Regions from separate parts of the Mus musculus genome. Here region 2 is linked to region 1. A link is a contact called in ENCODE POLR2A ChIA-PET data. All regions are on one chromosome and are shown on one strand. Each heading gives the region's core, a stretch centred on a gene start or an enhancer-like site at or near the end of the contact. The rest is flanking DNA. Distances are from core to core; before and after follow the strand shown.

Evidence for each region. ChIA-PET counts read pairs that join two places held with the same protein, here RNA polymerase II (POLR2A).
Region 2: POLR2A ChIA-PET joins it to region 1 with 27 read pairs in Patski. The contact joins the promoter of Plekhh2 here to the promoter of Thada in region 1. POLR2A ChIA-PET finds 5 or more read pairs at or near these places in 3 of 5 experiments (Patski and embryonic stem cell).

Annotation. Positions count from the first base shown.
Region 1 is chr17:84,464,796-84,467,696 of GRCm38, reverse strand. It overlaps Thada (thyroid adenoma associated), which reads left to right and starts at 1,489. Exons shown (of 38, transcript NM_183021.3): 1 at 1,489-1,603.
Region 2 is chr17:84,510,501-84,513,401 of GRCm38, reverse strand. Plekhh2 (pleckstrin homology domain containing, family H (with MyTH4 domain) member 2) reads right to left here and starts at 1,507. Exons shown (of 30, transcript NM_177606.4): 1 at 1,438-1,507.

The DNA of each region.
Region 1 (2,901 bases), core at 240-2,739:
TGATAATAACCTACTAATAACCTACACAATTCTTGCCACATCCGTCCTGCTTCCCTATCCCCGGCTATGTCCAGTCCCCTGCCCTGCTCCCACCCCTCTGCTCTGGACTCCTCCAGAGCAAATGTCCATATATATCAGCACAAATGCAGCACAGTAGAGAACGGCATATTAACAGTGAGTCAAAGAATTGTCACCACTCAGTTTTAGGTGAGTGACCTGAAAGCAATGCCAAAAGATGTGAATCGGTGGATAACAGACACAAAATCAACCAAGCTATTGTTTAGTGATACTGTAAGACCCCTGAAGCTTGGCCTCCGCTCAAGTCCCAGGATAAGTTGGCCAGCACCCCAAAGACGGGAGAGAAAATCACACTGATGCAAACTGCAAGAGGTTTTATTATCAGCTAGCTGAGGACAAACTCCTTCCGCCATGCAGGTCAGGGGAGTTTGACCCGACCCCGATGACCCCAGTGACAGTAGGGGGCTTTTAATAGCTAGCTGAGGAGTTGGGAAGAGTTGGGCGGAGTGTCCTTGGTGAAATTTACAAGGCAGAAGGAGTGGGGAGTGAGTTCTTTCTGAATTTTTATCTTCCCCTAACCCTAACCCTGAGTCCTTGGCACAGGAAGCCAGGCAAGTGCTGGCTGGGTCTTTTACAATTATCGCATCTCTGGTTGTAAAGTATAGAAACAAAAAGGCTTTTTGCTGGCTATAGAGAACAAAGAGCTTCTTTCTAGCTGTATTTTTATAGGTCAGGGAAAACAAGCTTGGGGAAATGTTTTAGGGGCTTTACCTTTCAAGGAGAAACGCTTTAAGTCAGGGTCTCACAATACACGTGGCAAAACCACAAAGAAATACAAAGTTTGATAGAAAAGCCATCCACCTGATGAACCTAATTTTCATTGTTTTTCCCAACTATGTATCTCAGAGCCCAGGCCAGCATCCCGGCCTTTTCAGCATCTTGTCCGTTCTGTGATCTTGTCCCTTGTCCCAGCTCCTTACTAAGGTGATATAGGTCTCTAATTTTTACTCAGTTTTAAAGGACTGGACTGCAAGATAGTCTGTGAGTTGTGTAAAAGATGCAGCCTTTAAGGCAGCGTTTAAGGCTCGGACAGTGGAGTTCAAGTCGTTGCTCTTGGCTTCAGTTCCCGTCCCTGGCACAACCGTCCCCGAGTGTAGATTTTGCCTGTCTCTGCGCTGGGCACAGTGAATGTAGAAAGTCTGGGTTGGAACAGAAATGTCGGCCTGACACCTAGAGGTGTGGAGGCTGCTGCTCTGCCAGCCAGAAGGAGGTGAGGGGCATGCAATTCCCAGCAGTCACCATCATAGGCTCGCTTATCAAGAACTGTTTAGTCGCGGGCTCTCTAAATCCCCTCGCAAACGCCCTCTTTGATGACGTCACAACCCACCCTCACTTCTGATTGGAGGAGCGGCACTCGGCCGCTCTCGCGATATTTCCGTGCCAGCTTCCAGCCCTGCCTCCCTTCGCCGGGGACCGGTTTTTGGATCGCGCACCACGTTACAAGCCGCAGGGACGCGGTAGACTTGACGGGCTTCCGGGTCTCGTCCAGAGGTGGCGACGCTTTGCAGACGTCCTCGGGCACGAGGTTTGGCTCGCGGGCGCGCTGCCTGCCAGGCACGCGGGCGCGGGGGACCGACTTCGCCACAGCGCGGCCGGGGCAGCTTGCAGGCCACCCCGAGGGTGCCAGCCGTGGCTTCCGGGCGCTGAGGTCTCCATGGAGACAGACAGCCCTTGAACCACGTTTTCATCCGTCCTTCTGTCAGTCTTTGGACTCCACGTGGGAGGCGGTCGGGAAGGTGTAGATGTAGATGGGCGGGAAGCAGCAAGTGGCACCTATGGGCAGATGCCCATCAGGCTGAACCGGGATTTTCGGCTCTGGGCCGGCCCAGTTCACCCGGACACACGTTTACCCTTAGAACGCGCAGAATCACCGAGTCTATCTCTGTGTAGTCCCTAGGACTCCGGGATCAAATACTGCTGCAAACTTGCCATTTCAAATCACAAGTGTCCCCTCAGTTTCCTTCCTCAGTACTTTCTCAGTACTTTGCACGCTGGCTGCTCGTTTGGGAAATTATTTCCCTAAACTTAACCCAGAACTTCAAGGCCTTTCCTTGTTGTCTCTCTGTCTGGCTGTGTTCATTAACTTTTTTGCTTGACTGCTCATTTGCCGTTGCTGTAGTGACTTGCCGTCCAAATGGACTATAAATGCTTCAGTTTCTGGAGCGGTATGCCACTTAGCTGTAGCATGTCCTTTTAGGTACCAGGTAGCCCACCTTCCTTCTAAAAGTATATATGTCCCTCCTATAATATCTCTAGCAATTGTTAATTAAGAATTCCTTGATTTAGTTCATGAAATTTTAATAAAGCATTTACTACATGCATGAACGACTAAGGAGTTAAGAACGGGAACACTGAACACAACTATTCAGTTCATTGCAACCTTTATGGAGCTTAGTGCTAGGAAAAACAGGCAATAGACAGGTGTGCCAGTTAGTGTAATCTTAGGTAGTAATACATGCTGTGAAAGAAATCTGAAATGAATGGCAGAGGAAGCTGGGGCCAGATTGTTTTCAGGCCATACACCCAAATTTGGATGTAACTAATGCATTTTATTTAGTGCAAGGGAAAACCTTTGGGAAGTTTATAAGCAAGTGCATGGTTAGATTGCTTTGATTCTTCAGAGACAAGTAGGGACAACAAGGAAGCTATGTCAGGAGTTTAAGTGACGCATGCTGAGTCGTTTTCTGCCTGGGAGGGTCTGCAGGTAGACCATTCCTCAGTGGCCACGGAGGTCTGCCTTTGACTTAAGCTGGAATCTGTATCCTCAAAGCTTTCGTAGAATGTCTAATTATTAAATGGGACAAAAGAAATCTCTCCTTCAAA
Region 2 (2,901 bases), core at 258-2,757, 46 kb before region 1:
TCTATTTGTCTTTAGTTGTTGTAATTATACATTTTTATGATGAAGTAGAAAAGCTTAAAGATGACCAAACATGCATCTGACATCTTTGGTGCCCAACAACCAGGTCATAATAAAAAGAAATTCAAGACTTCAGTTTGGTTTTGTGATAGCTCAAGGTCCAGACAAGAGGCGTCCTGGGTCCCTCTGTAATTCTGTATCTAGGTAGAAGGCAGCTGTAACCCAGCAGAGCTCCACCTTGGCTGGCTAAGAATGGGAATTCTCAACACTTTCAACGTCCCTAGTGACAGGACTGTATGGCTTCCACTTCTAAAAATGTCCTCTCTAAGTTTTGAACTCTAAGGGGATCTACCTTCTCTGCAGGGGGCAGACAAAAACTGAGGTTTTCCAAAGACTTCCAGTGACTTCGGAAATATTTACTGGCACAAAATAAACTGTTTATAGTTGTGGAGTGAACGCTCTTTTCTCTGAATCTCTGACTTCCTGTTTCTTTTCCAGCTCCTAAAAGGGGGTGGGAGAGGTTTGAAAAGACTAAAGTCCTGGGAAGGGAGGAAGGGAGAGAGGGAAAGAGCGAGGGAGGGAAGAAGGAAAGTTACTACCTAGACTCACACTGATGGAATTTAGATAATCCCCTAAAGCCTATATATTCTTTAGAACAGTTGGGTTGTAGGTTATGTCCTGCCTACCCCCAATGCAGAAAAGATGTCTTTAACTAGGCTGAAGCATGCTTGTTCAAAGAACCTTAGCACCTAGCCCTACTTGGGGCATGCCTGCCCTTCAGCGGCACTGCCCAGAACAGCCTTCTCCTCCACACTCCTCCTGGACACACACACACAGCCTATGAGGTCCAGGCTTGCAAAGACTGGAACTTTCACAAAGAAGCCAGTGACCCTCAGGTAGCCGGGCTAGAGGAGAGTTTTTGCAAGGCAGGGTGCCTCAACTCCTCCGGGGACAGATTCGTTTCGGGGTATGTCACCTTAGGGCGCTCTGGCGTCGGGCGGTCGGGCAAGCAGAGGTGTTAAAAATGAAAAGCTGGAGAACTGTGGTCCCGGGGTCCCCTCAAAGCACGGCTCATCAGAAGCGCAGGCCGAACTGTTGCATCGCCGATGGGACCCAAGGCGCGCGGGGACGCGGGGCTGCCCCGCAGCTCCCCTACCCGACGACCCCCAGCGGTACCACAAGCCAGGGGCCCTGCTTTTCTAACAGAACGTCACAGGAGCCCGAGGAACGTAGAGCCGTCCCCAGCCAGCTCCTGCGGGCGACCCGGGACCCGGCCGAGCCAGGGCGCGAGGCGTCCTGCGCTGCATCCCTGTCCCACTCCGCCGACCCCGCCGACCCCTTCCTCGCCGGCAACCCAGGACGCCCTGGTTCCCGGGGTAAGGAACCCGGGAGGCTCGGTCCCCGAGGACGCTGGACCCCGCGCTCTGCCCACCTGCCTACCTCTGCGGCGGCGCCTGATGTTCCGGCTCGCCAGTCACCCGGCTCCGCCGGCTTCCCCGGCTCTCAGCCCGCGCCGACCGCACTCGGAGCTCCGAGCGGCCGGGACAGCGCCGCCTCCTGCGGGATTGGCGGCCGGAGTAGCTAATCGGAAGACGCAGCCGACCACCTGGCGTCACTGGAGGAGGTGTTTATAACTCTAGCTCCTCCCGGTGCCCCTCGGAGTAAAGAGCCCTGACCCAAGAGGTATTCCCACTGCCTTCCCCACACCTAGATTTTAAGGCCTGATGAAGCACTTAGTCACCTCTTTTCCATTCCTTTTGCCTCGATTGGACCTATGGACCATCCTGTTGCATTGTCTCTAGGCGTGAACTCTCTCCTCTGGCCAGTCTGTCTTTCTACATTAACTAGTGTAAGTGTGCACTTTGCCAAGGCCTTTATTGTCTTCCAGGTTGGGTTTAAATGGCCAAGAACGGATTCCGTGTGTAGCCTGAAAAACCTCCCTCGTAGTTGTGCAAGTTTAGTTTTTACAGCTGCTGCTCACACCTCGGGTGACTGTGGTCTGAGGTCTGAGGAATCCAGCTGGGAGCATTGACATGCTGTTTCCTTCCCACCTTTAAAAGTTCTATCTCTCCTCTCAGCCCAGTGAGTCTCCAGACTGCCCCACATAGTGGAAACCTCTGCTCCCGTTTTTTGCCCTCAGAACGTCCGGTTTTTTGCCTCTCTTGGAGTGAGTGCACACGTTTGCCTGACCTACTATTGCCACTGTAGGCCAGCAAGCATTTCAAAGGGAGGAGCTGTTATGTTCTTTTGCAAATCGCACAAAAGCATATTGCGTGAGCACATGAATGATAAATCTGGTTGGATTTCACATCCCAAGCAGGGGCCTAAAGAGGCCAGTCTTGGGAGTTGTTAAGGGACCAGAGAGAGGGGAGAGGGAGGAGAGGGGAGGGAAGGGGAGGGAAGGGGAGGGGAGTGGGAGGAGAGGGACAAATTCTGGATGTTAGAGGTAATCCTTCCCCAGGTCATCAAACTAGGTCAGACAAATTGCTCTCTTTGATACACAGTTCACTAATAGAAGGCATCAGAAGGCTTTTCCCACTTCAGTCTTTTTACAAAAGAAAAAGCCAACCTTATATATATATATAAAAAATACTAAAGTGATAAATTTTGCAAAGTTCCTTAGAGGGAAAGCCCTAAGTGAAAACAAATAAGGCCAGCAAGCAAGCACCAGGCGTCCATGTTTCTTCCAGATGAGCACTAATTTTGGACTGGATCCCAGACAACCCCCACACATCAAATTCTTTCTGCCTTCTGTGGGAGCTGATGATGCATAGCATATGAAAAATTGTCTCCAAACAGCCTTGGCAAACAAGCAGGCTGGACTGGGCTCATTTTACAGAGCATGCGGGAGTTAAATCAACAGTTAAAGTAACTTGCATAATTTAGCACAGCAAGTCAGCAGAG